Regions from separate parts of the Homo sapiens genome. Here region 2 is linked to region 1. The links are chromatin contacts, found by Hi-C or POLR2A ChIA-PET in ENCODE. All regions are on one chromosome and are shown on one strand. Each heading gives the region's core, a stretch centred on a gene start or an enhancer-like site at or near the end of the contact. The rest is flanking DNA. Distances are from core to core; before and after follow the strand shown.

Region 1 (5,692 bases), core at 2,277-4,776:
GGGCAACATAGCAAGACCTTGTCTGTAAAAAAATTTTTTTTTAATTGGCTGGGCGAGGTGGTATATAGCTGTAGTCTCAGCTACTCAGGAGGCTGAGGTGGGAGGATTGCTTGAGTCCAAGAGTTCGAGGCTGAAGTGAGCAGTGATTATACCACTGCATTGCAGCCTGGGTGACAGAGCGAGAACCTTGTCTCTTAAAAAAAATAGCTATATATATATATATATATATATATATATATATATATATATATATATATATATATATGCCAGGATGTGTTCTATAGGTCTTGTGTTTATATTTTGTTGATCTTCACAAGCTATGGTGTAGGTGCTATTGTTATCCTCAATTTGCAGAGGCAAAAAACTGCATCACAGAGTGGGTGAGTAATTTATTCAAGGTCTCACAGCAAGTAAACAGAAGAGCTAGGTTTTAAATCTAGGCCATCTGGCTCCAGAATCTTTTGACAACTGTACTAACCTTCCTCTCCATTAGAAAGTATAGACAGTTATACTGAATATATATGAAAAGAACATGAACAACCATGTAAAACCCATCTAACCAGTGAAAACCATTCCTAGCACCTCACGCACGTACTTCCAGATTCCTTCCTTGAACTCTTTTTTTTTTTTTTTGAGAAGGAGTCTCACTGTGTCGCCCAGGCTGGAGTGCAGTGGCGCGATCCCGGCTCACTGCAAGCTCTGCCTCCTAGGTTCATGCCATTTTCCTGCCTCAGCCTCCCGAGTGGCTGGGACTACAGGCGCCCACCACCATGCCTGGCTAATTTTTTTATATTTTTAGTAGAGACAGGGTTTCACCGTGTTAGCCAGAATGGTCTCGATCTCCTGACCTCGTGATCCGCCTGCCTCGGCCTCCCAAAGTGCTGGGATTACAGGTGTGAGCCGCCGTGCCTGGCCTCCTTCCTTGAACTCTGATGGGAAGTTCTCTCCCCCTGACCCTTTTCTACTTCCAAGAGCTAAGCATAATGAACAATCTGGTATATATCTTCCCAAATATAGATGCAGTTATTCACATTGTACATATATAGGTAATTCATACACATTCTCATATATCCTCCTGTGTGCATTGTTCTGCTAAGCACTTTTTCTCACTCAGTATGTCCTGGAAATATTTCTGTATGTGTCATTGTATATAATTTAACACATTCTTAAACTGACTGCTTATATGGACTGCACCACTTCTGTAGGATGGGTGTACTATAATTTCAGTGCACCACTTTCATTGATGGACATTTACATTGTTGTCATATTTTTTCTATATTATTTTCAATAGTTGCATATTCTATATTATTTTCAATAGTTGCATACCTTTTATTGTATGAAAGTACTATAATCTCCTGTTTTGAAATTCAGATTATTAGAAGGTACAGGGATGAATATTCTCAAAACTTGGAATTTGAGCACATCCTTCCTTAGTTACCTCCCAGTCCCAATTAAAATGCTAAGTCCAAATGATCACCTTGTCATTTAAAAAACCAACTTACTGCGGTATATTTTCTATATAATTCAGTGATTTTCAGTAAATTTACTGAGTTCTACAACCAGCACCATAAACCAGTTTTAGAACATTTCCATCGGTTCTTAAAAGATAAGATTCCTCTCTTATCTTTTTACATTTAATCTCTACTTCCACACCGAGCCCTAGGCAACTACTAATCTACTTTCTGTCTCTAAAGTGTTTCCGGTCCTGGACATTTCATATAACCTGTCACTTTTAAGAATTTGATATCCATAAGTAGTATTTCTTTTCTTACTCTTTTGAATAATTTGGCCTATATACAACTCCTAGCTAGAACTGTCTATTATATTAGGGTACTGTCTTGAATAATAATAATAATATATATATTTTTTCCATTCCATAGAGACAAACTGCTTCTCTGTTTATAAGGCTTCTTTGGTAATACTTGCCATATTACAAGAGAACTGTTAAGCTTGTTTGGTTAATTTCTTCATGTGGTGGCTTGATAGTAATTGTTATTCTTGGCTTGGTTTGATTGAGAACTGAATATGCATTGATTTCTCAGAAGACTTGCTACCAAAATATAGCAAAAACTTACCAGAACCTCCCCCCATGAGAAGTAACACTGAAAAGTTCTCACTTATGACATCACATCCCAACTTACAACACCGGTATTGTTAGCTTCAAATTGCTTACAAACGTTCTGCAATTCTTTTGGATTAAGTAACTCTGTACTATTAAAATAATTTTTAAAATATTATTTTATTGCCTTTATAAACCAGTTTGGATTAAAAGCTAATATTTTTTAAAGGTTAGGATAATTTCATTTCATTATTTAATATTTCAAAATCTGATGATATGATCATATTTTGAAGTCATCTGATAGTTCCTGAAAGTATTTTAGATGTCTACTCCCTGCATTTATACATCTGTTTAGAGCCTGATTGTTTTTATATGGTGTGCTTATTTATTTTTTGTCATTGCACGTGAATAATTACTGTTTTCTGAAGACCTCTACTTTTTAAGAAGCTCCGAGAGAGTGGAAAAATAACCACCAAACTTGTCTGCCTCACTTTATTACTGAGAGAAAAAATTTGCAGAATGATATTAACTATATACTAAAATCTTAGCACACCAGAGTACAAAGTCAGGGACGGAAAACTTTCTGTGTGTAGCCTTTTGAAATGTATCTATAAGTAGAAGGCATTCCCAAGTCACATGCTGAAGAGCGGCGAAATGGCTTAGAGGCAGAGTTCTTAGGTGCCACTCTACCTATTTCAGGCAGATTCTGTCACCATCAGCCCTTCGTAGGTCACATAACTTACTTGATTTTAGTGACTTATTTAAAATCAGTAATTAACACCTCAAGAGGAAAAAGCTTTTCTTTAGAAGAAATAACAGATTTATCTTCAATACCTCTGAAACCTAAATGGTTGCTTAAGTAACAGCTGTTGCATTTTATCATCATTGGCAAACGGGAAAGGCAGCTTCCTCAACTTGTGTTTGTCTTCTAAAGGAAAAACCAAAGCAATATATAGCAACTGATGCTTATCCAGAAGAGATAACTCAGATGCACAGAGGCAAAGAGATGTGGACATCTAAATAAACCCAGACACTTTGTTCTTCAGAACTTTTAAACATAGGCATTTTCTCTCTCGGCGAGAGAGTGAGCTGTGATCAGTTGTGTGTGTAGCCAGGATGTTGCTAAAGCAAACTGACTTTATCTGCCTTGCACGCCTTCTCCTCTGCTTTGGTGTCATGCCTGTCTCCTTTCTAAGACCAGCTAACCATACTTGGTTTCTTCTGTCCTCTTTAACATCTTCATCTTGCTTTATTGTGCATGTGTATGATTTGAGGTTCTAGATCCTTGAACTGGGGAGTGACAACTTAGACACCCACAGAGACCACGTATCTATCCTACCTGGTCCTGCAGAGTGCCCTACACTGAGTGAGTCCTCTGTCTAAGAGTGCTGCTAACCATCTCCTCAAGGGCAGTTATCTGCCATTTGCAAAGAATGTACAAGTTCTCTAAATCTAGCAACTACATCAGAGATCTTAGATGATGATTCATTTGAAGAGAATGGGTTGGGAGTACTCATGCAAAGAGAAGAAGCATTTTTTTTTTGCTTTTGATCTTACTGCACATTAATTTTGAGTAAATTTGATAGTACAAATCAACCAACGGATATTCACATTTTGAGTGTCCCGTACTTGAGCTCCTGAGAGTGTGCAGAAGGGTGGAGTGCTTATCTTCAAGTAACACCGCCGGTTCACCACACAGCTTTCTTTTTAACAGAACACTGGAGGCTGCCGCTGTTGGGATGCATTGAGGGGAGGGGACCTAGCTACTTTTAAAAGAATCTTTGGGTATAGAAATTGGGGGAAGGAAGATGTGAAAAATAATGCCACTTGTGGGTGGGGTGGGGATGGATGTGAGAAGACAGACTGCTAAAAGCAGCCATGATTGGTGAGCACCTGCTGTGTGCCTAGACTCTACTAGGTACTCTGCAGCTCATTATCTCATTTAATCCTGTGAGTCAGGTGATGGTATCCATATTTTTATAGACAGGGAAACTGGCTTGGAAAGGTCAACACTTCCTCAAACAAACAAACAAAAACAGATGGAGTTAGTCTAATTCTTTCTATTTGTAACTAATTCGTCTTAAGATTAACATGTTCCTTCCTCTCTCTAGTTCCAAAATATCCCCCCTTCCACGGTCCTGAATTTTTTCACTTCTCTTTTGTATACTCTTGAACTGGAGGCATTTACAGTTGTGGAACATAGACCTTCTGAAATGCAAAACATCCTAGGGAAGAGAAATGTACCTTACTGTGTGGGTTGACTTTTGCCTTGCTTTGCTCAACTCCTAGCTGAGAATACCTGGACTTAAGATAATGGGGGCTGCACGTGGGAAGTAAAGAGAGGAGAAGAGGTAGTCTTTAAGCTTGGACCTCTAGAGGGGTGGGACTGGGAGCCCCACCCTGAGGGCTCAGAGAAGCAAAGACTCCTGAGGAGACAGCCACTAAAAGGAGGGCAAGATTTCACCAAAGGCTAACTTTTCCCCTTCTGGTTTTGTTAACGTTTTTCATCATGGAAAGGGAGGAAATGCACTGGAGGGTCCAGACCTTGGTTTAGTTCCTCTTTCAGTAGAATTGGGATCCTCAGATGAATGATGAATCGGTTAAGGGTGGAAATAACTTTTTCAGCAGTATACATACCCACCATAAACATTTTATTAACTTTAGAAACAGAAATGTTTAGGATTTCTCAATGTTTTATGTAGTGTCAAGGAATTTTCTTTTGAATATGGGTCCTCTGATTTGTGCCATTTCTTGTCTTTCCTGCACAAGCCCCACCCATAATCCTTCATCGATGTCCAGTCTTTATTTCTTTAAAGTGATGCCGGAACATCAAAACTTCAAAGCAGCCCAATACTGAATCCTTCCACATTTTAAGTTACATTTTCCTCGTAAGAATATTAAAGTTGTCTCAACCACCTCTAATTTTGCAGCAATCTTTTGGTAAGACTGTTTACCTTTATCAAGTCTTTCTAAAGCATTCAATTTAGTTTTGTGGAAATAACAGCTCACTTTCTTTCCAGACTCCAGTTTCATTGATTACTCAATATTTATTTAAATTATGTAATAATGGAAACAAGCAGGTTTGGAGACAAATACAGTGAGTCTTGGTAAGCATTGCATATTGACTAATGGGAGCAGAGTTGCCAAGCTTAGGTTGGCTAATACTAATGACAGCGGGCAGTTGCTTAATCATCCACATGCATCAGTATGTCTGAGTGAGGGGTAACTAATCCAGTGTGAGAGTCAAGTAGAATTGTTTAAGAGCACTTTAACTGTAGTCAAATGCTACACCTGCTCCTTAATAGCTTGAAGGAGCTATTTATTACAGGGATCCCAACAACTCGTGTGATTTGATTTTTACTATGAGTTGCACCTAGAATTGTAAACATTCAATATACTAATCATAACAGCGACCATGAAGGTGTTTTTTTTCTTGGGGAGGTGTCTAATCACACACACACAAAATCAGTATGATCAGAGAGGGCAGGAAATTGATTTATCACCCTCAGGGGCTTGATGTTGCTCTTGTTAAAGGGACAAGCTTGTTAGATGTGAGCTCACGCAAAGTATTGCCAGAGATCTCCTGCCAAGCTCTTCCTGTTATGTAAAAGCAAAAAGGAGTGGGCAGATTAT
Region 2 (5,692 bases), core at 1,761-4,260, 140 kb before region 1:
CCATGTATTTTATGCCGTAGAAGTCTTTGAAGAACGAAAAGTGGGAGTCACAGAGTGTGACTGTGTTCAGTTTCTTTTCCCCCATGAGAAGGTCTAATTTGGTTGCTGTAGCTTCAAAGCTGTGTGTCATGAGAATCTGATGCTAGTGGTGGTGGCTTTGGTGGAGGATTTTAAGAAAAGATAATGGTTCCTGCCACGGTGATTTTAGGCAAAAGAGTGGGACATGCAGCCTCTTCCCCTTCTAGACACCAGCATACTCATCTATTCCATTAAAACTTGTTGGCAGGAAAAAAATCAAACATGCTCCTCGAAGTGGAAGTAACTGGCAGAGGTTTTAGTGCCTTCTTCCTAGGAGGTTGTATTTTAACAGAAAAGAAAACTTTGGCTCCAGGAATAAAAATCCTTTTTTTAAAAGTGCATGAACCCTGCAATTTGGTGCTAATTGTAACTTCTGGAGGCTCCACCCTGGTTCTCTTGATTAAACTCAAAACAACCCCTTTTCCTTCCCAAACATCTCCCAGAGTGGGTGGCTCAGCCAGGGGCCAGCATTTTTATTCCATTTTCGAGGATCTTGGCCCCATCCCTGGTCTTGTCTCCAAGTGGGGCAGCTTAACAACCACTCTCTGTGGGCTTTGAGTATGGCAAGATGACCTGGCAAGCTGAGCTAGGTGTTTGCCATTCACACAGGAAGGGGGCCTTCAGGGAAGAGCTCGAGTCATCATGAAGACAGAGCCTGGATGGTAAAATTAATGCCCCTCATACAGATGTTGAGTCACATGATGTATTAGATAGTCAATGAAAGATGAAATTATGTTGGTATACCATACAAGGCAGTAATGTACAGTACTCCTTAAGAAACATTTTCAATAGGAGTTTTATGGTTGCTTGAATTAAGTTGCTTTGAGAGGTAAAAAGTTGCAGTAAGTGCTATAATTTAGAAAACCAGAGACTTACATGGTAACATCTCTACTGGATTAAGTCTTCATGAGTATAACAGCATAAGTATTATAAAACTTAACTAGAATCGGAAAATAGAAGATAAAGAATTAGTGTTTTGTTTGGATCTTACCTTTTTCTGTGCCTGAAACCCCCACATTTTCAAAAGTCCTTTCCCAAGGTCTCCAACGCTGGTTGGTCCTGTTGCCTTGTGGAGTTTCTAATTGAATGTATCTGAAGCACTTCAATCAGAGCTGAATCTTGGTCTTCCATGCTGTCATCCCCTGTATTCTTTCCCAAACCAAGTTTCTGTTGATTCTGCCTCCAAAAAGTATCTCAAATCCACCCTCCTGGTCCAGTCACCTGGGTGACTGCAGTTGCTATTCATACTCACTGTGACTCTTTTCCACCCTCTTTATGAAATGGAAATCTGGTAATTCACCTCCTTCCCCTAAAAGCCAAAACAAAAAACAAACAAACCTGCAGGACTCAACTTTTCCATGACTTCCCATGATCTTAAGTTGAAATCATAATTTCATAACCTTAGTGACTCGCATGACCTGGCAGTTGCCCACTAATCCCCAGCCCTCCGTGTTCCCCCTCTTCAATCCAGTCATGGTGGCTTAGTTTTGGTTTCTCTGAGATAGCATTCACTTCCACTTTCCTCTCTCTTTTTTCAAATTGTTGACTTTAATTATTTCTTTAGTTCCCCCTTAAATCTCATTTTGTCAGAGAAAGCCTTAGGTTAGAAACCACCTTATTGCATGACATTGACCCCCTTGATAGCAGTCTGTTGGTATATGTCTAGTGGCTGGCATATAGTGGATGCTTATTCATATTTGTTGAGTGAAAGAATGAGAGTAGTGGTAATTGTGAGTATTTTAAGTGCTGCTAAATACTCTGAGAGTTGGCATATCTAGCATGAGGTGTGGCACAGATGCCACCATTTTTTTTTACCTGCCAGACGAGCCAGTCTATTTATTACTAATTTATCACCACATCCTTCCCCTGGGCTGGCTTTCTTAGTACTCTACTGGTCTGTGTGAATTGGCATGTGGCATGAAACCTATTTGACATTTCTAATCTAGCAGAAAATGTCATCACCTTCTGGATGTTTAGGTCCTTGTATTGACCTTTAAACATGTTGCATAAACTTTTCATGCCTTAATTTTCATGCCAGTCTAATACAGGTCATCAGATTGTAAGATAAGATAATTCTTTCATGAAGATTAAGTAAGAAATACTGAAAAATTAGTAGAGCATATTCAAATATAAGGTTGTATAATTACATTCAGTATGCTTTGACATAAATAATCATTTTCTGTTTAGCCACTCTCTTATGCAGACTAAAATGTAAATTTTATATACACATAAATTAAACTTTCAGTTGCATAGGCTTATCATGTCTATATATGAGCCTTACAGCAGGGACTCTAATTTTCTTTCATAATTAAGTTGATTTCTTGTTTCCATTGGACTTTTACTTAATGTTTATTTTGCTAGTGAAAGATCCATTTCAAGGAGATAGAATATAAAACATCAAGAAGAAGATGCTCATTTTAAATTCAGTTTACTATCATTCTGTGGCAGTGTTTCACAAAGCATACCCATGGATCACCTGTATCAGAAACATGTGGGGATGGTTAATTTGCAGGTTCATGCCCCCACAACTTACTGAATCAGAATTTGAGAGGCCCAGAAAACTGCATTTTAAAGTGATCACTTTGTACTTTAAATAAGCTCCATAAGTTTGAGAATCAGGTCCCATATAATACTTAGTGTATACTGTGTCATTAATAAATTTCGAACAGGATCCATAAAAGATGGCTCATTCACCGACCTTTTCAGTCTCACCTGAGCATATAGATGTTATCAGAAAACATATCAATGCCAACACTATACAATAAAAGGTGATGATATTGATTGTGACTAAGGTTGAAAACAGTCTATGACCTTATTCAACTGGAGCACAGAGGATCAACAAGGGGCATTGTTCCTAGATGGCTAAAACACACTGGCCTTCCGGGAACAATGGCCCTTTGACCACAGCTGACACAGGCGGGAAGGAACTAGACAGGGGTCAGATCTCCTCAGTCCAGCAGTGAATGGGTGGGGCCTATGGTTGAGTCCTCTGGAGAAGCCCGGCAGGGGAAGGCCAGCAGTGCCCTTCATGCTCACCAGGGCTGTCACTGTTCTGCCCTCCCTGGATGCCCACATGGCAAGAACGCTTGCCCTGAGCAGGAGGACAGGAACAATACCTGTGTTTTAAAAGTTGGCATTGCCAAGTGTGTAGGATGTGCTGCTCACCGAGTTCGGTGGTTTCCTTGTATTAGTTCATGTAATCAGCTTAAGTAGGGGAAATCCAGGGTGTTGATGAGAAGGCATTTCATGGCAGACTTTAACCCTGGACTGGATTCTGGGGAAGGTTACAAGTCTCCATCTCCTGTTCTTATCAAAACTTGCTCTACTCTTTTGGATCGCCTTTGACCACTTAATGATACTTACAGCTTTTATCTCACAGTTCCACCTCCAGATCAGTATTGTTTTCTGTCATTTCCTGAATGTGAATTCCATCCCACTAAGTAGACACAGAAGTTGTCAGTGGGGAATGGTGTCATCCCTCTCCTCTGGTGTTTTGAAATGTGTGGGAACATTTTCAGTGGTCATGATGATGAGGGGTGTGTATATCAGGATTTAATGTCCTGAGGGTGTGGGATGCTAAATACCTTTCAGTAGTTGGGAGTGGGAGGGTCCCACTTAATGAAGGATTGTCCTGTCCAGAATGCTGAAGGCACCCCTGATAAGCTATCTCTTTTTTTTTTTTTTTTTTTTGAGATGGAGTCTCACTCAGTAGCCCAGGCTGTAGTACAGTGGCATGATCTTGGCTCACTGCAAGCTCCGCCTCCCGGGTTCATGCCATTGTCCTGCCTCAGCCTCCTGAGTAGCTGGGACTACAGGCACCCACCACCACGCCCGGCTAATTTTTTTGTATTTTTAGTAGAGACGGGGTTTCACCATGTTAGCCATGATGGTCTCGATCTCCTGAGCTCATGATCTGCCTGCCTCGGCCTCCCAAAGTGCTGGGATTACAGGTGTGAGCCCACCCACCCACCCCTGATAAGCTCTTTGGTTTTATCTGCATCTTATCCAGCACCTTATTATTATTTGTTTAATCTCTGTATTTCCAGAGCAGGATCTCACTCTGTTGCCCAGGCTGGAGTGCCGTGGCATAATCATAGCTCACTGTAACTTTGAATAGCTGGGCTCAAGCAAGCCTCCTGCCCCAGCCTCCTGAGTAGCAGTGCCTTCTTGAGAACTGACCAAACATTTAATATGTAATGGGATTCATATGGCTTAATAGATGCAGTTTGAGCTTAGTTACTTGTAGGGTAAATAAGCAAATGGTTGAAGCCATCTTCTTGGATGGCTTTTGTGCTCTCACAGTGAAGGTGTCACTCTTCTTGAATTCTGCTTTGTAACCTCATTCTTCCTGACGGTACAATGTAGACAAGCTCTATGACCTAGGGAATAATCCTAAGCAGCTACTGTTCCACTCAGGCAACATTCCTATTTCAAAAACTACCAGCATGTAGTCCCACTGAAACCTTGGTTTCACAAAAAGAAACAGGATGGGGAACATCACACACCGGGGCCTGTTGTGGAATGGGGGCGGGCAGGGGGTGGCGGGGAGGGATAGCATTAAGAGATATACCTAATGTAAATGACGAGTTAATGGGTGCAGCACACCAACATGGCACATGTATACATATGTAACAAACCTGCACGTTGTGCACATGTACCCTAGAACTTAAAGTATAATAAAATATATATATATCTATATATATATATAAAGAAAAAAAAGAAAAGAAACAGGATGATGCTAAGTAAATTAAGTGTTAGCATCATGAAATGGGGTAGAGGGCTGAGTACCCCAACATTTTATCTCTGACACCATCCCAGGTGAGTAGTCTTAGCAGTAGGAGGGTTTGAGATTTGGAGGTACAGGCTCCATACTCCAAACTTTCTGGAGAAAAGGTTACTTTGTCCGTTGATCAGAAAGCTACTGTGTGGAAAAAACAAAGGTTTGAACTAAGGATCAAACAAGATCAGTAGAGGGTCCTGGGATATGCATTGATATGTATCAGTCATTCAGTTAGACATGTTAGAGATGCAGACTGGGAAAATTCAGCCAAAGGAGCTTGAGAGAAATGCAAATGCTAAGATGACTCAGTGGGCTGTTTTCCCTGGAAGGCCTGGGGACCAAACAAGAAGCAATGTGTCAACCCTTTGTCTCTCTGTTACTCTACTTCTAAGAGTAACTTCTAAGGAAATGATTAGTGATGTATTCAGAGATTTCACTCTGAGGATGCCTAAATGCTGAACATTGGAAGCAACCCAGATGATGTCCAAAAGGGGATTGAATAAATATAATTCACCTATATGATAGACTATTGCATAATCTTGACAATGATTATAGCATGTTTTTAATGATGACAATGATTATAGCATGTTTTTCATATTTTTCATGTATGAAGAAAAGTATGACATGGGACAAAATGTATGAAAAACATGCTATAATAAACAGATTAAGATTTCAATAAGGAAACTTTGTAAACATGGAGGAGAGACCTGGAAGGGCATTAATCAAAATATTCACTTGGATTATCTTTGAGAAGTGAAATTCTAGGTAGTTTTTCCTCTTAGAGCTTTAGTGCTGTACATAAAATGTTTTCTGTGAGCATGTAGAATTATTTTT

The links. A loop is a pair of places that touch in the nucleus more often than their neighbours do. ChIA-PET counts read pairs that join two places held with the same protein, here RNA polymerase II (POLR2A). Pooled maps may share reads with other maps.
Region 2: a loop to region 1 is called in a pooled map, with 5 times the contacts of the local background. The contact joins two enhancer-like sites. A Hi-C loop is called at or near these places in 8 of 50 pooled maps. POLR2A ChIA-PET finds 5 or more read pairs at or near these places in 4 of 52 experiments (activated B cell, activated CD4-positive, alpha-beta T cell, activated CD8-positive, alpha-beta memory T cell and 1 more).

Annotation. Positions count from the first base shown.
Region 1 is chr10:50,394,970-50,400,661 of GRCh38, reverse strand. All of the region lies in intron 6 of SGMS1 (sphingomyelin synthase 1), which reads left to right. Among named protein-coding and RNA genes, the nearest start is that of ASAH2, 150 kb to the right of the region's middle. Within about 2 kb of position 3,526, at least 3 of the 41 ENCODE cell types and tissues checked have a DNase peak (open chromatin) inside an H3K27ac peak, as active enhancers do.
Region 2 is chr10:50,536,534-50,542,225 of GRCh38, reverse strand. The region is part of intron 2 of SGMS1 (sphingomyelin synthase 1); the gene reads left to right. Among named protein-coding and RNA genes, the nearest start is that of SGMS1, 85 kb to the left of the region's middle. RefSeq lists an enhancer at 3,181-3,390 and a silencer at 3,383-3,677. Within about 2 kb of position 3,010, at least 5 of the 41 ENCODE cell types and tissues checked have a DNase peak (open chromatin) inside an H3K27ac peak, as active enhancers do.